Regions from separate parts of the Homo sapiens genome. Here regions 2 and 3 are each linked to region 1. A link is an interaction called in ENCODE POLR2A ChIA-PET data of the cell type or tissue named here. Cell type or tissue: PC-9. All regions are shown on one strand. Links, peaks and the distances in the headings refer to the core of each region. The heading gives the core; the rest is flanking DNA. Region 1 has its middle 42 kb from the start of PTPRJ. Region 2 overlaps PTPRJ (protein tyrosine phosphatase receptor type J). Region 3 overlaps PTPRJ (protein tyrosine phosphatase receptor type J).

Region 1 (6,643 bases), core at 2,283-4,782:
TGAATGCTAACCACATCCCATTTTACAGATGTGCAAACTGAGACTCAAAGTGGGAAAACAACTTGGTCAAAGTCATAGCTACAAGTAGCACAAATGCCTTGCAAATACAGTTGGGGTGGGGCGTGGTGGCTCACGCCTATAATCTCAGCACTTCGGGAGGCCAAGGTGGGCGGATCACCTGAGGTCAGGAGTTTGAGACCAGTCTGGCCAACATGGCGAAACCCCGTCTCTACTAAAAAATACAAAAAGTAGCTGGGCATGGTGGCACGCGCCTGTAATCCCAGCTGCTACTCTTGAGGCTGAGGCTGGAGAATCGCTTGAACCTGGGAGGTGGAGGTTGCAGTGAGCAGAGATGGCACCACTGCACTCCAACCTGGGCAAAAGAGCAAGACTCTATCTCAAAAAAACAAATCAAAACAAATATAGTTGGCCTTCTGTATCTGTGAGTTCCATGTTCCTGGGTTCTGCCTTAGTGGATCCAACAATCAGTATGGAAAATATTGAAGGTGGAATTGAGTATGGAAAATATTGAAGGCAGGGATGGTTGAGTTTGTACTGAATATGCATGGACTTTTCCCCCTTGTCATTATTCCCCAAGTGATACAGTATAACAATTATTTACATAGCAATTTACATTGTATTAGGTATTATAAGTAATCTAGGCCGTGTGTCGGTGGCTCAGGCCTGTAATCCCAGCACTTTGGGAGGCCGAGGCAGGCGGATCACGAGTTCAAGAGATCGAGACTATCCTGGCCAACATTGTGAAACCCCGTCTCTACTAAAAATACAAAAATTAGCTGGCTATGGTGGCACACGCCTGTACTCCCAGCTACTAGGGAGGCTGAGGCAGGAGAATCGCTTGAACCTAGGAGGTGTAGGTTGCAGTGAGCCGAGATCGCGCTGCTGCACTCCAGTCTGGGTGACAGTGCGAGACTCCGTCTCAAAAAAAAAAAAAAGTAATCTAGAGATGATTTAAAGTATTTGAGAGGCTGTGTGTAGGTTATATGCAAATATGACACCATTTCAGGGACTTGAGCATCCATGGATTTTGATATGGGTTGGGGCGCATTCCTGGAACCAATCCCTCACAGATAGTGAGGGACAACTGTAATAGCCACAGCTATCATTCCTTGAAGTCTTACTAATGTGCCAGGCACAGTCCTAAGCACTTTATATACATTATCTACGTAATTATACAATCCCTCCCCGTTTTTTTTTTTTTAGCTCAAGTTGAGGCTCAGATAAGTCAGCCACTTGTCTGACAGCACTAAAAAATGAGATTCTGACAGTGCCCATAGCTAACATGCCATTCTGTCCCACCTACCCTTAAAGAATTGATCCCTAGTAGGGGAGCCACAACACAGCCATCAAAAGAGAAATCCATCCAATATGTACTGTTGGATATATACCCAGCAGGAGCCAGAGATTCAGTGAAGGAAGATTCTTAGGACTGAAAAGAACAGAAAAGGAAGGTGCCCCCAAATGGGGGAGGGGGGTGTGAGTCTTCTGTGAAAATGGAGGCCAGGAGTGGTGGTTCATACTTGTAATCCCAGCACTTTAGGAGGCCGAGGTGGGAAGATTGTTTGAGCCTTGGAGTTGAAGACCAGCCTGGGCAACATAGCGAGACCCGTTTTTCTATTTTTTTTTTTTAAAGAAAGAAAAGGCCAGGCATATGCTTGTAATTCAGCACTTTGGGAGGCTGAGGTGGGTGGATCACCTGAGTTCAGGAGTTCAAGGTCAGCCTGACCAATATGGTGAAACCATGTCTCTACTAAAAATACAAAAAAAAAAAAATTAGCCGGGTGTGGTAGTGAGTGCCTGTAGTCCCAGCTACTCGGGAGGCTGAGGCAGGAGAATTGCTTGAACCTGGGAGGTGGAGGTTGCAGTGAGCTGAGATCTCGCCACTGCACTCCAACCTAGGCAACAGAGTGAGACTCGGCCTCAAAAAAAAAAAAAAAAAAAAAGAAGAAGAAGAAGAAAAGAAAAATGGATAGGTTTAGAGATGAAAAGAAAGCAGAGTAGAGAGAGGATATGAAGAGAAAATAAAGAGGGGAGGAAAAGCATCCACTCTTGTTAAGGAGGGCCATGAGCCTAAAATGTTGACTCCTCCTATCCCCACTACCCTGTGTCTCCTCTAAAGAATCCACCAGCTGGTCTTGTTAGCTCTACTTCCAGAAACGTCCGTGATTCCTCCACTTCTCTCCATCTGCACTGCCACCTGCCTTCAGGCCACATCACCCCTCACCTGGTCTTCTTACTTCTTTTCTTTCTTTCTTTTTTTTTTTTTTTTGAGACAGGCTCTCACTCTATAGCCCAAGCTGGAGTGCAGTGGCGAGATCTTGGCTCTGCAACCTCTGCCTCCGGGATTCAAGCGATTCTCCTGCCTCAGCCTCCTGAGTAGCTGGGATTACAGGCACCCGCCACCATGCCCGGCTACTTTTTTTTTTTTTTTTTGGATTTTTAGTAGAGACGGGGTTTCACCATGTTGGCCAGGCTGGTCTCAAACTTCTGACCTCAAGTGATCCACCCGCCTCAGCCTCCCAAAGTGCTGGGATTACAGGCATGAGCTACTGCGCCCGGCCTGGTCTCCTTACTTCTTTTACACTTTTCATAGTTCATTCTCCACACAATAGCTAGAATCATCTTTTAAAACATAGATCATTTCACTCTTCTGTGAACATCTTTTTACTTAAAAAAAAAATTTTGGGGGGACAGGGTCTCACTCTGTCACCCAGGCTGGAGTATAGTGGTGTGATCACAGCTCACTGCAGCCTTGACCTTCCAGGATCAAGTGATCCTCCTGCCTCAGCCTCTCAAATAGCTGTACTACAGGCACATGTCACCATGCCTGGCTAATTTTTGTATTTGTGTAGAGGCGGGGTTTTGCTGTGTTGCCCAGGCTGATCTCAAACTCTTGGGCTCAAGTGATCTGCCTGCCTTGGCCTCCCAAAATGCTGGAATTACAGGAATGAGCCACTGTGCCATGACCTCTTTTTTTTTTTTTTTTTGAGACAGAGTCTCACTCTGTCACCCAGGCTGGAGTGCAGTGGCGCAATCTCGGCTCTCTGCAGGCTCGACCTCCTGGGCTCAAGTGATTCTTCCGCTCTAGCTTCCCGAGTAGCTGGGACTACAGAAGCATGCCACCACGCCCAGCTAATTTTTAAATTTTTTTGTAGAAATGGGATTTCCATATATTGCCCAGGCTGGTCTCAAACTCCTGGGCTCAAGCAATCTGCCCACCTCAGCCTCCCAAAGTGCTAGGATTACAGGCGTGAGCCACCATGCCCGGCCTGTGTGATCATCTTTTATCAGCTTCCTGCTGCACTTGGAATAGAATCAAAGCTCCTGGCCAGGCTGTTTGAGCTGGCCCCTGCCCACCTTCCTGACCTTATCTCCTACCAATCTCCCTTGCCCTCGTTACTTCCTTCAATTCACCCCGAGGACATGAGAAGCTTGTTTTCAGGGGCCTTTGCATTTGCTTTTTCTTTTGTCTGGAACACTCTGCTTCCAGGTCTCTGCATGGCTGTCCCCTTCCTACTCAGGTCTTCCTTAAATGTGTGCCCACAGAGAAGACTTCCTGACCACTAGGTCCAGCGCAGCCCCAGTGCCTTTCTGTCACTGCACCCTGATTCATGACGTTGTGTGTGCTCCTGCTATCACAGCCTGGCCCTCATCACTGTCTGCAATAATCGTACTCCTGTGTTTGCTTGTTTATTGTCCATTTTTCCCTCTAGAATGTAAACTGCATGAGGATAGAAATTTCTCTTGTTCATCACACCAGTGCCTACAGCTATGAGTGTTTGGCAATAGTAGGGATGTAGGCCGGGTGTGGTGGCTCACATCTGTAATCCCAGCACTTTGGGAGGCTTATAAGGTGGGTGGGTCACCTGAGGTCAGGAGTTCAAGACCAGCCTGGCCAACATGGTGAAACCCCGTCTCTACTAAAAATACAAAAATTAGCCAAGCGTTGTGGCACATGCCTGTAATCCCAGCTACTTGGGAGGCTGAGGCAGGAGAATCACTTGAACCTGGGATGCGGAGGCTGCAGTGAGCCAGAGTACACCATTGCACTCCAGCCTGGGAGGCACAGTGAGATTCCGTCTCAAAAAAAAAAAGTAGGGATATAATAAACAGTTATTGAGTGAATGGAGGGATGGGCTGAATTGATTGGAACAAAGAGTTCTGGTGAAACAAAGAAGTGAGTGGGTCAGGGAGACATATTTGAAAGGATTAGGGCGAGATTGAGGTGAGGTGGGCCTCAGATGGTAGCTGAAAGCCTCTAACTGTTTTCTGTGGGCAGTAGAGAGCTGCTGAAAGTTGTTGATTTCCTGAAAGCAAGGTTTGCTTAATACTAGTGTGTAGGATGGATTAGAGGAGTGCCTAGGGGTAGGCAGTTAGGAGAGTTAGGAGACTACTGGAAATCCATAGGCCGGGTGTGGTGGCTCATGTCTGTAATCCCAGCACTTTGGGAGGCTGAGGCAGGAGGACTGCTCGAGGCCAGGAGTTTGAGACCAGCATGGGCAACATGAGAAAACCCCATCTCTACAAAAAAATACAAAAATTAGTTGGGCATGGTGGCATGCCTGTTGTCCCAGCTACTCGGGTGGCTGAAGTTGGGGGATCACTTGAGCCTGGGAAGCGGAGGTTGCAGTGAGCTGAGATCATGCTATTGCACTCCAGCCTGGGTGACAGAGTGAAACCCTGTCTCAAAAAAAAAAAAAAAAAAAAAAAAATCCAGGCAAGTGAAGAATGATTTATTTTTAAACTAAATAAATTGCCTGCTTTGACCATATAACAACAATAATGATAACGACTCTTGCTTGCACAGAACTTACTGTGTGTTTTTGTTTGAGTGTTTGAGTGTCTGAGTAGACCAGCTGGAATGTGTCCCAGTGGTGGTGGGGTCTGAATTGAAATGAGATGGGGTGGTACCAAGGTATCAGCTTGTCCTTATTCTGAAATTACGGTTTGTGGGTAATATCATTTGAGTCAGTCTTTAAAAGGTTAACAGGCTGGGCGTGGTGACTCATGCCTATAATCCCAGCACTTTGGGAGGTCAAGGCGGGACAGATCATTTGAGGTCAGGAGTTCGAGACCAGCCTGGCCAACATGGTGAAACCCTGTCTGTACAAAAAATACAAAAATTGGCCAGGCTTGGTGGCACACTCTTATAGTCCCAGCTACTCAGGAGGCTAAGGCAGGAGAATTGCTTGAATCCAGGAGGCGGAGGTTGTAGTGAGCTGAGATGGCGCCACTGCACTCCAGCCTGGGTGACAGAGCGATCATTTGTCTCAAAAAAAAAAAAAGGGGGGTTAACAATCAGGTCATAGGATTTAAGAATTTAAAGTCTTAGCTCCAGAAGAGACCCAGTCCAAGTCTTTTCATTTTACAGATAAGGAAAAATGAGATTAGAGAAGGGAAGTGACTTGCCCAAGGTCAAGAGGCCAAAAGTGTTTCTTCTGTTTTCCAGAGATATTTCTTCTCTCTGAGTTAGGTTTCTTCATTTCGAAAATACAGAGTCAAATCCTTCTGCACAGGGCTAAATTAATATTATTATTTTATTTTAATTTTTTTTTTTAGACACAGGGTCTTGCTCTGTCACCCAGGTTGGAGTGCAGTCATGTGATTATAGCTCACTGCAGCCTCGAACTCCTGGGCTCAAGTGCTCCATCTGCCTCAGCCTCCCAAGTAGCTAGATTACCTGCCATCCCACCCAGCAGGATCAAATAAATATTATGAGAGGCCTTTATAAATATTATGACACCTCATCTCAATCAAAACCATAAAATGAGGGGCTCACTTGATATTTTATTATTATTTGGCCATAGCTGCGAGCTTGGCTTTAGCTCAGGCCCAGATTCATTCTTTTCTTTTCTTTTTTTTTTGAGACGGAGTTTCGCTCTTGTTGCCCAGGCTGGAGCGCAATTGCCCAATCTCCGCTCACCACAACCTCCACCTCCCAGGTTCAAGCGATTCTCCTGCCTCGGCCTCCCGAATAGCTGGGACTACAGGCATGTGCCACCACGCCCGGCTAATTTTTGTATTTTTAGTAGAGATGGGGTTTCTCCATGTTGATCAGGCTGGTCTCGAACTCCCAACCTCAGGTGATCCGCCCGCCTCGGCCTCCCAAAGTGCTGGGATTACAGGCGTGAGCCACTGCGCCCGGCCTGATTCATTCTTTCAACAAATTTTAGTGCCTACGAATGCAGGTCTTGTTCTCAGCACTGGAAATGCTACAGTGAATCCAGCATTCACAAGCCCTATCCTAACAGTGCTTTCATGCTAGTGAAATGTGTGTGTGTGTGTCTGTGTCTGTGTCTGTGTTTGTGTTCTGTGATGATAGGTGCTATGGAGAAAAATCAAGCAGGAAAGAGGAGCAGGGACTTGCCAGAGGCAGGGGAGGGACTGGAATTGTAAATAGGGGGATCCAGGAGGGACTCTCAGAAAAAGTGACGCAGATTCTGGGCTGCACCTTAGCACAGTGAAGGGGGACACTTTTTAAAGAACTATACTTGTTCTTGGGTAGCAGAGTCCTGAGGGAAGACTGACTTTGCTAGGATTCGGGGTGATGACCGTCGACACTGGCTTGGAGCAGAGGCTACAGAAATGAAATCTTCCCTATCAGCACTCTTCTAGACCATCA
Region 2 (6,643 bases), core at 3,302-5,801, 140 kb after region 1:
GCCAGGGCCTTCTTGCTGTGCTATCCCATGGCAGAAGTACAGAAGGGCAAAGAAAGAGGGCTGAACTTGCCCTTTTATAATGGCACCAACCCCACCCATGAGGGTGGAGTCCTAATGGCCTAATCAGCTCTCTGAGATCCCATCTGTTAATACTGTTACAATGGCAATTAAATTTCAACATGAGTTTTGGAGGGGACAGACATTCAAACCATGGCAGGTGGCAAGAAGTATCAAACTACTAGATCCTTGGGATTGTGCTTTGTACTGGGGTGTATTTTTTCCAACAATCCTAAAAATCATTTGAATAGAGATAGCAATATATATCTTACCCATTTGGAAATGCACAGAGATTCAGGAGTGTTCACATAGAAACAGAAGATCATTGGCTTTTGTCCATTCCCAACGCCAGTGATCTGTTTTTCTTGACTCTTTTTGATCTGTGTTTCTGAATGTGTTGATATACTGCGCTACTGGTGTGCAGGATGATTTTAAATGTTGCACAGATGAACATTAATAGTCATCTATTTTAATATGTATTAGGAAAAAGCCCATAAAACAATGAAGCCCATTAAAACCCCATGGTTTCTTGGATAGTATTACATAGGGTGAAGCTAATTTTATTTCAGTAAAAAATATGCAGGTCAATTTAAATAAAAAAATAGATAATAGTATAAATGGCTTGTGGCTACAGTAAAAATGATGATGGTACTTGAATGTCCAAATTAATTTAAGTGATATATGTGTTCATAGATACCATTTCATTTTAACGTGGTTCTGCTGGTCAGAACAGTCTTACGATGGGGGTGGTCTCCAGGCTTCACCTTGTGCCCACTGGCTCTGTTTGGTTCCTCTGGGCTCACACACAGGGAGCTACGTATGTCTCTCTCATTTCCTTTGGTATGTTCTCTGGGTTAAATGTCCCCAGCTATCTGATCTGTTCCCTGCGGGCCTTGGCCATTCCTGTCCTGGCCTTTACTGGCAGTCTCTATTCTAAAATGTGGGCATCCCACATGAGGTCCAGCTTCTCCTGAGATCCCCGGAGGTGCAGCTGCTGTGATGGTGACCTTGTTTAGCAGATGCTCCCTGCAGTCCAAACTCCCACCCATCGTCCTGCCCTTTGATCCATTTCCCATGAACTGCTTACCTCAGTTTTCTCATCTGTAAGATGGAGAGATAACTGTAAGTGCTTAGCACAGTGTTTACTAGCACAGACTACTGCTATTACTGTCAAGTCACTTTTCCTTTGCTGCCAATAGGTCATTTTCTGTTTATGGCTTCTTCAGTATGAACTGATCAACTGTAACTTGAAAATTTCCAGACTTAGGACTTTTGGACTCATAGTGAAAGGATCCTTTCCCAATTCCCTTGATCGGTTTTTCCTTTAAAAAAAAAAAAGATATTTGACATCTTTTCACTTTCAAGTTCAGTTTCTCTTCTCCTTTTTTTCTGGGTGATGGTTTATTATTTAAAAAATTTCTATGTATATGTGATTTAAAAGTAAACCCACGTAGCTGAAAATGTCTCATAGGTTTTTCTTGCATTTTCAGTTGACCCATTCACTTTGCAAATCTTTAGAGTATTATATTTAAGACAGCTTGCAGCTGTTTTCTTATATATATTTTACATGACAAAATTATATTTAAAACATATTAAACTTTAAAAAACCATAGTTTATAATTTATAAGCCATGTAGCATATTTCTATTTTTGAGACAGGATCTTACTCTGTCACCCAGGCTGGAGTGCAGTGGCTCGATCATGGCTCACTGCAGCCTTGACCTCCTGGGCTCAAGTAATCCTCCTGCCTCAGCCTCCCAAGTAGTTGGGACTACAGGCACATGCCACCATGCCCAGCTAATTTTTATATTTTTTGTAGAGATGGGGTTTCACCACGTTGCTCAGGCTGTAATTTTTAAAAACTAAAAAAAGAAAAAAAAGTGTTTACAGGACTTTAAATTGAGAAACTTAAATATCTTTACATATTCTGTGTTCCTAATTTATTTTTGCAGCAGTAATTATTTCAGCTGTCTTTAGTATTGACATGTTGGAACCTCGGATTAATTTGTGCATGGATATATTTAGAGCCTTTTACTTGACAAGAATCATGTATATCATGACTGAATTTGTAATTTCCCAGCATGAGACCCAAATTAATAGACAGTATTTAGATTCTAGGCAACGATGCATTATATAAACCAGCATCATTTAGGGAGTGGCAAAGACTCTCTCCCCACCAGTTCTGTGAACTTGGGCAAGGTGTGTAATCTTTCTGAGCCTTAATCTAATTAGACCCTTTCTCCTGTAACCCAGAGGGGGTGTTAGTAAAGTTGGTGTGAAAAAAGTCAATTATTGTACTGATGCAATTTGGGTGAAACTGTGAAGTTCAGTGTTCACATGATGGTTGTGGAGACACTGAACCTTAATCCTTAGGCCAGGGATTCAAAGTTTTTTTTGACTCTCATGTTGAACGTTGTCTAAAGTGCAGTGTGCCCTAGTTTTTAGGTAATTCTGAGAATTCTAAGGCCCTTGCTGGAATAATTAATGAGAATATGAGATTTCAGCAAATTAGGGCCAGGAGTCAGTGCTCTCAGCATGGAAGAATCTCACCTCCAAAAATTTTATGTGGGTTTTACACATTAAGCAAGCATAGGTGAGGTGCAGTGAAGGGGAAGTGATGGCTGTCAGTCGTTTGGCCAGGTTCCTTTGCATACAGGGGAGCTAGTGGGTGTATACCAGCTGAGACAGCTGAAGGAGGAGAACATGAAGAATAGTTGGAAACTATTGAACCTCCAAGATTTTTCTGTCTTTGTTAACAACTAGCAGTTACATGCTAGCATTATTTATTTATTTAGTTAGTTAGTTAGTTAGTTCTTGAGATGGAGTCTCACTCTGTCACCCACGCTGGAGTGCAGTGGCATGATCTCAGCTCACTACAACCTCTGCCTCCTGGGTTCAGGTGATTTTCCTGCTTCAGCCTCCTGAGTAGCTGGGATTACAGGGGCCCGCTACCACGCCCAGCTAATTTTTGTATTTTGAGCATGTTGGCCAGGCTGGTCTTGAACTCCTGACCTTGTGATCCCCCTGCCTCGGCCTCCCAAAGTGCTGGGATTACAGGTGTGAGCCACTGTGCCTGGCCTTATTTATTTATTTTTGAGACAGGGTCTCACTCTATCACCCAGGCTGGAGTGCAGTGGTGCAGTCATAGCTCACTGCAGCTTGGAACTCTTGGGCTGAAGTGATTCTTCTTCCTTAGCCTCCCCAGTAGCTAGGACTATAGTGCCACCATGCCTGGCTAATTTAAATTTTTTTTGTGTGTGTGTGTGTGGTGGAGATGGGTTCTCACTGTGTTGCTCAGGCTGGTCTTGAACTCTTGGGCTTAAGCGATCTTCCCATCTTGGCCTCCCAGAGTGCTGCGATTACAGGCGTGGGCCACCACACCTGTCCTGTGCTAGGCTCTTAACGTCCTTCCCAGATGTTATGTCCCTTCCCTTGGTGGCTGCTGCTTTCTGCCACATTTTACCTTGCCTTTCCGCACCTTCTACCATGTCTCCTTTTCCAGCCTCATTCCCTGAGATGTAGCCGGAGTTCCAGTTCAGCCAACCTGCCCGTTGTTTTCTCTCCTGGAACTGGGTGTTTGAGCCTCCTGCATGGAGTGTTCTTCCTTCCCAGCTAAAGTCCTGGTCATCCCATTTCCATCTGAAAGGCCCCCTTGTTCATGAAGCCTCTCATGGTCCTTCCCCCTACCCCAGCCAGGTATACTTTCTCTCCTCTTGGAATTACCCTATAGGAAGAACATGGTGGCTTGACCTGGGTTCCAGTCTCACCCATCTGTTTACCTGGGGAGTGATCTTGAGTGGGTCAATTTATGTTCTCAGTGCCTTACAAAATGGGGCAGAGGATACCTAACCCCCAGGAGCTGGTGTGGCTGGGGTACCTTACACAGGGCCTGACTGTAGTAGCTTCTCTCCAAGCATTGGTGTCTTACCTCTTCTGTTTCTCTAATGGTGTTTTGCACATTCATTGTTGTATTAGAGTTTGTTTTTTTGTCTTACCTTGTTTTAATAAATTATAATCTTATGGGAGATGACACTGTCTTTTCTTTGTTTCATATATAAAAAGTGTTTTGCTGATATACGTAGAATCAAGTTGGTCTGGAGTTACTCTGGATAAGGGATGAAATCAGGGAGCTCTTGTGTTCAAAGGGGCCTTCTTCCCTTTTTTGGTTCTTTCTCCTCATTTTTTAGCTTCCATTTTTACTTCCTTTAGTATTGAGAAAGTACCAGGCTCACTTCAAAGAGTTGACTTCAAAGCTCCCACCAGCTCAGACATACTTGCCACTGAAGCCTGTAGGAATTGGCATCAATGGAAGACCCTGTGGCGGTTGCATTTAAGATTTTTTTTGGGACTTCTATTTTTATAATTCTTTTAAATGGTAAAGGGGGAGGGTTACAAAATATCTGCGCCTTTAAGATATCAAACATAAGCCAGTGAAGTTCCAAAAAAAAAAAAAAAGATGTCTTAGAGAAATGAAAAGGATTTTACAATTGGTAGAAAAGAACAACTCTTTTTTCTTTTTCTTTTTCTTTTTTTGTTTTTGAGATGGAGTTTCGCTCTTGTTGTACAGGCTGGAGTGCAATGGCGCCATCTCAGCTCACTGCAACCTCCACCTCCCCAGTTCAAGTGATTCTCCTGCCTCAGCCTCCCGAGTAGCTGGGATTACAGGCACGGGCCACTATGCCCGGCTAATTTTGTATTTTAGTAGAGACGGGGTTTCTCCATGTTGGTCAGGCTGGTCTTGAACTCCCGACCTCAGGTGATCCACCTGGCTTGGCCTCCCAAAGTGGTAGGATTATAGGCATGAACCACTGTGCCTGGCCAAGTCTTTTTTCTTTAAAAAAAAAAAGGTTACTTTTACTGTTTTGTCCTAGTTACAAGATCTTAGGACAGAAATAAAGCCTTAACTTGTATGTAACATTTTCCAAGATGGCTAAGTGGAGTTGCAGGTTACATAGCAGAAAACAGAGGCTTGGGCCTGTTGAGACCTCACACCCAGTTCTTCTTGGAGCTGTGGGTGTGGGCTGAAAGAGAAGACAGGGAGATTAAAGACCAGTGATTTCCCTCCATGGACCCTTTGATGCTCTTGTTTGTTGACTTTTTGAGGCTTGGAGTGACCGACTCTTCCAGGAATGAGAAATGGAATCCCTCCCAGTTTTGATGGTCGTCCCAGGACATATTTCCTGAAGGCCTACTCTGTGTCTCAGCACCATTCCAGGACTCCCCCCGACAGCCTTACGGAGCGTGCTACAGTCTTCCTGATCCAATATCCTGCCACCTGCCCACTCATTCACCCTCGGCCCTACCCCATGCCTTTGCACGAATCTTTCCAGCCTGAGCAGCCTGAGATGGGTCTTTTTCCCTGCTCCGAAATCCTGACCTCATAATGGCTCATGAATCCCTATTCAACCTTCAAGACCTGGTTCAAGGGTTAAATCCTTTAAGGAGACTTCTCCTGATTTTTCCCCAGCTGGTTGCTTTGTTCTCCAGCGATTTGTAACCTTGTGAACAAATATTCTACTCATTTTATTCTACTGGAATGATCTATTTACACTTATCTCCCTGCAAATTGTATCCTGCCCTTCAATGGCTAAGTGAATGGCATAAACAGATGCTATAGGAATTGAGACTAAGTTGGAGCTGGGTGATCAGGGAAGGTTTTAAGGAAGAGATCTGGGACAAATAGCTAAAGATGGATTCAGTGTTTTTTTTTTCTTTTTCTTTTTTTTTTTTTGAGGCGGAGTCTTGCTCTGTTTCCCAGGCTGGAGTGCAATGGTGCGATCTTGGCTCACTGCAACCTCTGCCGCCCAGATTCAAGCAATTTTCCTGCCTCAGCCTCCCAGGTAGCTGGGATGACAGGAGCCCACCACCACGCTTGGCTAATTTTGTGTTTTTAGTAGAGACAGGTTTTCACCATGTTGGCCAGGCTGGTCTTGAACTCCTGACCTCAGGTGATCCACCCACCATGGCCTCCCAAAGGGCTGAGATTACAGGCATGAGCCACCGTGCCCGGCCTGATGGATTCAGTTTATGTGCAAAATTTAAGAGGATGGGTTTCGGCAGTTCAGGTTGTTAGGAGACAAGGGTGGAAAGGTGTCCTGGAGCCCTACAGAGATGGGCTTCAAGTGCCAGCCAAGGTGTTTGACCATTTTTAGAAGAGGAATGAGATGATTAAAGTGGAACTTTTAGGAAGAGTAGGAGTGAGCGGGATGGATTTAAAAGGCGGAGTGAGAGGCATCAGGAAGGCTGGGTAGGAGAGCATTGCTACAGTCTAGGAGGGAGGTGGCAGGGGTGTAGACCAGGGATCACAAAGCAATGGCTTGCCATCTGCTTCTGTATACCCAGAGAGCTAAGAATGGTTTGTACCTTATTAAATGGTTGAAAAAATCAAAAGAATATATGCTGTGATATGTGGAAATTCTGTGAAATTCAAATGTCAGTGTCTGTAAATAGTTTTTTTTTTTTTTTTTTTTTTTTGTGGAACACAGCCATACTTTTCATTTATGCATTGTTTGTGGTTGCTTTCACACAATCATGCCAGCCCTGAGTAGTTGCTGCAGAGACCATATGGCCTGCAAAGACTAAAATAT
Region 3 (6,643 bases), core at 215-2,714, 140 kb after region 1:
GCTGATGACTGCTTTAGCGTAAAGAGAGGGCCAGGAGGTCAACTTCCCTACAGTCCCGTGCCTGCTTCTGGGTTGGGGCTGGGGAGAGTGCTGCCCACTGAACTCTCTAAATGTTAAAAGATACAAAGAGGAAGCACAGAGTGAAAAGGGAGACCCCAGAGGACAGCAGAACATCCCGAAGCATATCCCCCATCAGAGAAGAGGCATGATTTTCACCTGGCTTGCAGGTGCAGGATGGGCATCTCAGATGCTGTGAGTCTGAGGGCAGATGCCCATCAGTCCAGGACAGTTCCTGGGGACAAAAGCCTCTTCTCACCTTTAGAGAAATTAAGTCTTATTGGTAGAAAATATTTTAGAGAGGTTCTGGTCTAAGCCTCTCATTTTGCAGATGAGAAACCACCCAAGGCCCAAGATGGATGGATTTATCAAAGCCGGTTGGTACTGGAACTTGGATTTAATTTCAGGTCTTTTATTATTACTATGGAACAAATCTTAACTTTTTCAAGTGCATACCATGTGCCCGGCTATGTGCTGGATGTAGATGCTTTATCTGCAGGTTTAATCTTCACTACAACTATGGGAAGTAGCTATTGTCTCTCTTTTGCAAGTGTGAAGAGTGAGGCTTAGAAAGGCCAACTTGCCTGTGATCGGGTAACTCAAGAGGGAAATTGGATCAGAGTCCATCTGAGACTGACTCCAGAGCCAATGTTCTTAGCCAATAGGGGCACATAAAACTGTTCTGAGTGGCTTCCTAGCTCCTGTTTCCAGTGTCCAATCCATTCTCGGTTTCTGTTCATTCATCAGATGTGCACTGAGTACCTGCAAGAAGTCAGAAGGGTGTTGGGTTGGTGAGGACAGATTGTATACCATCTTGGCTTTGGCCGAGCCAAACAGAATGCCAAAGATCGGCAAAGATAGGGAATGATTGTTCTTGGCCTCAGCTCCACGCTCCCCTCCTCTGTAAAACTGCCCCTGACACCCCGGCAGGATTGAATTCCTCCACCTTTAAGCTCCCAGAGTACCTTAGCTCTGTCTTTAGCACTTCACACTGTGTCATGCCTCCCCTTGGGCCCTAAGGCCAAGAGCATGTGCCATTTATTTTTGTATTCCTACTTCTATAGCCCAGTGCATATTGGGGGCACTCAGGAATTGCTGAGCGAATAAAAGAATGAATGAATACAGACCCAGATTGTCAATGATTCTCAAACCTTATTTTACAAAAGAATCACTTGAAAAGCTGGTTAAAGATCAAAACTCCTGAGCCCTACTCCTGGTGATTGACTCCTAGGTTTGGGGTGGGACCCCAGAATCTGAATTTCCCGGAAGCGCCCAGGTGTTTCTGATGCGGGTGGTCTGCAAACCACACTTGCAGCAACCCTGGCACAGGTGCCCAGCCTTCTGGAATAAAGACAGGAACTAAGCATTAAAAATAGCACGCCATTCATTTGCTTGTGCCGAGCCGCCAAGTGCCCCCTCCTGCCGGCGACAGGTCCGGATGTGGGCCAGTTCTCAGCCCAGGGAAAATGAACAGTGTCTTCTCCGTGGTGCCCAGAACAGTCTGAGTCAGTGGAATGTGCTGGCCAGTCAGGCAGAAGGGAACTTCCACTTCTTTTTTAAAACCTTGGTGGAAACTGTGCTGGCAAGGCAAACAGGGAGGAGAGGAAGCTCCATGTGGGGCTTGGGCTTGGCGGACGACTTGGGGCTGGCCGGACTTTGGGTGGCCGCCGAGGACCATTGCTAAATATGCCCCTTTCGTCCTGAAATAGTCACTTCCCCGGCTGGCTTTTGTGTTGGTCGGTCGCCACAAATGTGTGGCTGTTGTTCAAGGAGGCCTCCTGGGATATAAAAAGAGAGAATGGGGCCAGGCTGCGGCCAGGGCTGTGTAGGAAGACAGGAGAGCTGCCTTTTCTCCTGTCCCACCACGGACTCATTGTAAGATTCAGAGGGAGTGGCTTCTGGGCCCTGGGTTTACTTTTCCATCTGTAAAATGGGTGGGGGGAAGGGGCAGCATCATAAAGCTTCTTTCTTCTCCTGAAAGGGATGTTTTAAGGCCCATGTCAAGATTGAACACAGGGCTCTGTTGTTGGGCTGATGCTACTGATGAAGTCTCAGGAAGCTCGAAGTTTGTAGTTAACTCTTTCAGGGTAGATGTGGTGAATAGTCTCTTGGTATTGTGTTGATGGTGGCCCACTAGAACAGAAGGTCCCAGAGGGCAAGGGCTTGGTCTTTCTTCTTCCTCTCTGTATCCCCACTGTTTAGAACTGGGCTGGGTGCAGAGTAGTCTCCATAAATGTTTATGGGGCCAATATCTCCAAATATTGGCACCTACTAAGCGTCAGTCCCATCTCTCTTTTGTCTTCTTCACAGGTTTAACTTGCTGTTTGAGAAGAGGCGATATGAGGAGCAGGGCATTTTTGGAGGAAGAAACTTTACCTCTGTTTTCAACGTTTCATCCAGTTTCTCTTCTTTTTACTTATTTGGAGACATGGTCTTACTTTGTTGTCCAGGCTGGAGGCTGAAGTGCAGTGGCACAATTATAGCTCACTGCAGCCTCAAAACACCTGGCCTCAAGTGATCCTCCTGCTTTAGCCTCCTGAGTAGCTGGGACCACAGGCTTACACCACCATACCTGGCAAATTTTTTTTTTTTTTTTTTTTGGAGAGGCAGAGTCTTGCTCCGTTGTCCAGGCTGGAGTGCAGTGGTGTAGTCATGGCTCGCTGCAGCCTCTGTCTCCTGGGCTTAAGCCATTCTCCTGCCTCACCCTTTGAGCCTCCTTAATTTTTTATTTATTTATTTTTTTTTTGTAGAGACAGGGTCTCATTATGTTGTCCAGCCTGATATTGCTATTTTTTTTTTTTTAATGGCGATGTAGTAATCTTGCTTTGTTGCCCAGGCTGTTCTGGAACTCCTGGCTTCAGGTGTGTGCCACTGTGCCTGGCCCAGTTGCTCTTTACATGGTGGAATATCAGAGGTTAAAGACTTGGTAAAAATTCATGCGGTGCAATAAACCATGTATTACATAATAGGGGTGACACTTGTTAACTTCTCCCAGGCTCAGTTTCCTCATGTGTAAAATAGGTGAATAGTATCTACCCTCCAGGAGTTGTACAAGGCTCATGTATACATAGTGTATGTGAATGTGCTGTATGGGTGCAAGGGGTTGCAGAAGTGATAATGTGTGTAAACAGATGGTGTGGTTGGCTCATTGGAGGGGTGGAGGCCCTAAGTGAGATGACCTCTGAGGTTTACTCTTCCTAGAGTAGTTGGAAAGCAATTCAGCCTCAGTGGTAAGCTCTCAGCTCTTCTAGGGCAGGTCCCTCTTCCACCACCCTGTGTCTGCAAGCATTTTGGTATTAAGTTGTTTTTCTAAGGCTGGGTGCGGTGGCTCACGCCTGTAATCCCAGCACTTTTGGAGGCCGAGGTGGGTGGATCACCTGAGATCAGGAGTTCGAGACCAGCCTGACCAACATGGTGAAACCATATCTCTACTAAAAATAAAAAATTAGCTGAGCGTGGTGGTGTGCGCCTGTAATCCCAGCCAGCTACTTGGGAGGCTGAGGCTGGAGAATCGCTTGAACCCGGGAGGCGAAGGTTGCAGTGAGCTGACATCATGTCATTGCACTCCAGCCTGGGCAACAAGAGTGAAACTCTGTCTCAAATAAAAAATATTATTTTTCTAAAAAGCTCTTATTTTATTGTGAAACACTTAAATTAGCAAATCTCAGGCTTGCTGAATAAGGCTTCCCAGGCAAACCACATCCCACATGTGCAAATGTCTGGTGACACAGTGCTTCATTTTTTTCCACTAGTACTTACTACTACCTGACATTATAGTGTAAGTTTACTTGTCTATTTGTGTATGGTCTGCCTCTCCTATGAGAATGTGAGCTGCATGAGGTCAGGACATTGTTTTGTTCACTCATGAATTCCCAGCACCCAGGACAGTGTCTGGCATGTAGTGAGTACCCAGTAAATATTTGTGGAATGAATGAATGAATACTTAAGTGGGTGGGAAGTTCTTGGACCTTAGTCTAGACCCATGGTTCTCAAAGAGTGGTCCTGGGACTCTTGGGGATTCCTGAGATCCTTTTAGGGATCTGTGAGGTCTGTGAGGTCAAAGTATTTTTATAATAATAGTAAACTATTTGTCCTTTCACTCTCATTCCCTCATGTATGCAAATCTCAGTGAACTGATATTTTCCAAATAACCAATGCATAAGGCCACAAAGCCATGCAGGGTAAAAAGAGCTATGAACAAAAGTTTTCTAGAGAAGAATTTGGAGGAAAGAGAGTTTATTCTAGTGAACAGATCGCAAACTGGGAGATGCTGCGTTGGTGTAAAATGAAGGTGCATTCCAGAGAGCAAAGAGAGAATCTAGTTTTTTGTTGTTGTTGTTGTTTTGTTTTTTAAATTTTGAGATGGAGTCTTGCTCTGTTTCCCAGGCTGGAGTGCAGTGGAGTGGCGTGATCTTGGCTTATTGCAACCTCTGCCTCCGGGTTCAAGCGATTCTCCTGCTTCAGCATCCCGAGTAGCTGGGACTACAGGCACTTGCCACCACGCCCACACACCCTACTAATTTTTGTATTTTTAGCAGAGACGGGGTTTTACCATGCTGGCCAGGCTTGTCTCGAACTCCTGACCTCAAGTGATCTACCCGCCTCAGCCTCCCAAAGTGCTGGGATTACAGGCATGGCAGAATCTAGGTTTTTATAGCAAAATTTCTGGCCCATGTCCCCAATCAGGTTTGATTATGCAAATGAAGGGGGCGGGTCAAACTTGCTTAGTTCTGATTGGCTGACACAGCTGAGTTCTGATTGGTGATACAGCTGAGCCCTGATTGGTTGATACAGCTGAGCTCTGATTGGCTGAAGCAGACGAGCTCTGACTGCTTGGTTCATGTGAGCTCTGAAAGTCCCAAGTCAAAAGGGTGTGGGGTTTTGTGAAACTTGGAGTACGTAGTGTGACCTCTAGTCAGCAAATGGCCACTTGGCTGTATTTTAAATTTAGGTACACTTTGCTGCTTGGGGTCCATCTTGAGGGGATTGCCTTTTTCAGGTTCATGTTTGTTCACAGAGCCATTCAAAGTGCAGTGGATACATTATAAATTGTACAATTATTTGTAATTAAAAAAAGAACAACAGCAAAAAACCCAAAGTGCAGTGGATGCAAAGACCAATGGATTTTCATGTAACAGAATATGAAAAGTTCACCGACACAGTTTCACATTCCACGATGCAGAGAAGTTTTTAATAACTGCCATCCACATGTTGAGTTTTGGTGTAACAGCAAAGAAAAATATCCACAACTACTGAAAAGGCTGAGAAAATACTCCCTTTCTCAACTGCATGTTTTTGTGTGAGTCCAGAATTTCTTTACATTATTGTAACAGAGTGAACGCAGAAGCAAATATGAGAATCCAGCTGTTTCTTACTAAGCAGACATTAAAGAGATTTGCAAATATCTAAAATAATGCTATCTCTCTCACTTTTTTTTTTTTTTGTATTGGAAACATCATTTTCCATACAATGTCATTTATGTTAACAGGTGACAGATTTATTTATTTTTATTTTTTATTTTTTTGAAACGGAGTTTCACTGTGTCACCCAGCCACCCAGGCTGGAGTGCAATGGTACAATCTTGGCTCACTGCAACCTCCGCCTCCCGGGTTCAAAGGATTCTCCTGCCTCAGCCTCCTGAGTAGCTGGGATTACAGGCACCCGCCACCACACTTGGCTAATTTTTGTATTTTTAGTAGAGACGGGGTTTCACCATGTTGGCCAGGCTGGTCTCGAACTCCTGACCTCAGGTGATCCACCCGTCTCAGCCTCCCAAAGTGCTGGGATTGCGGGCTGGGATTGCGGGCATGAGCCACCATGCCCAACAACAGATTTATTATAAGCAAAAGCTCTTTGGGGTCCTCAATAATTTTAAGAGCATAAAGGAGACCAAAAAGTTTAAGATGTGCTGGTCAAGACAGAGCCCTGTGGACTATGGAAGGGATTGAAGCCATTCTGTGGATCCTATAGGCTTCTTTTCTAAGCGAATGATTAGTGTTTATTCAGTAGCCCTATGTCAGGTGGTTTCTGTATGAATGAGAGGTTTGCCTTTCCAGCTGCGGCGGGGCTTTGGGCAAGTTGCTGTCTCTGTGCTCCTTCGTTTGCTCATGTGTTAAAAACTGGCCCAGGGGTCTGGGGGTGGGGTGGTAAGAAAATGGGTTGAGTCTCCTTCATCTCTAACATTTTCATGTTTAATTCTTGGAACCTCCACTTGTTAGCTCTGTTCACTCCTCTGAAAGAGATTGGTGAGAATTGAAACAGTGAAAGAAGATTTTAGAGAAAAGGTGACATGTAAAGCTGAACAAGGGTTGCCTGTGAGGCAGGCAAAAAGGACATTTATTATATTTAAAAAAAATTTTTTTTTTGAGACGGAGTCTCTGTCGCCCAGGCTGGAGTGCAGTGGCATGATCTCGGCTCATTGCAACCTCTGCCTCCCGGTTCAGCGATTCTCCTGCCTCAGCTTCCCGAGTAGCTGGGATTATAGGCACACACCACCATGCCTGGTTGATTTTTGTAGTTTTAGTAGAGACGGGGTTTCACCATGTTGACCAGGCTGGTCTGGAACTCCTGGCCTCAGGTGATCCAC

What was found. Peaks named below come from ENCODE experiments on the same cell type or tissue, not always from the same donor. Only the 100,000 strongest peaks of a DNase experiment are listed, where the experiment ranks them.
Region 2: POLR2A ChIA-PET joins it to region 1 with 6 read pairs; 10 of 35 experiments call an interaction of 5 or more read pairs at or near these places.
Region 3: POLR2A ChIA-PET joins it to region 1 with 8 read pairs; 6 of 35 experiments call an interaction of 5 or more read pairs at or near these places.

Annotation. Positions count from the first base shown.
Region 1 is chr11:47,934,738-47,941,380 of GRCh38, forward strand. No RefSeq gene overlaps it. Among named protein-coding and RNA genes, the nearest start is that of PTPRJ, 42 kb to the right of the region's middle. In PC-9, for the core only: no CTCF peak of the experiment used is centred there; DNase peaks (open chromatin) are centred at 3,074 and 3,374; H3K27ac peaks cover 2,357 bases.
Region 2 is chr11:48,072,290-48,078,932 of GRCh38, forward strand. All of the region lies in intron 1 of PTPRJ (protein tyrosine phosphatase receptor type J), which reads left to right. Among named protein-coding and RNA genes, the nearest start is that of MIR3161, 21 kb to the right of the region's middle. In PC-9, for the core only: no CTCF peak of the experiment used is centred there; no DNase peak of the experiment used is centred there.
Region 3 is chr11:48,079,774-48,086,416 of GRCh38, forward strand. All of the region lies in intron 1 of PTPRJ (protein tyrosine phosphatase receptor type J), which reads left to right. Among named protein-coding and RNA genes, the nearest start is that of MIR3161, 14 kb to the right of the region's middle. In PC-9, for the core only: no CTCF peak of the experiment used is centred there; no DNase peak of the experiment used is centred there.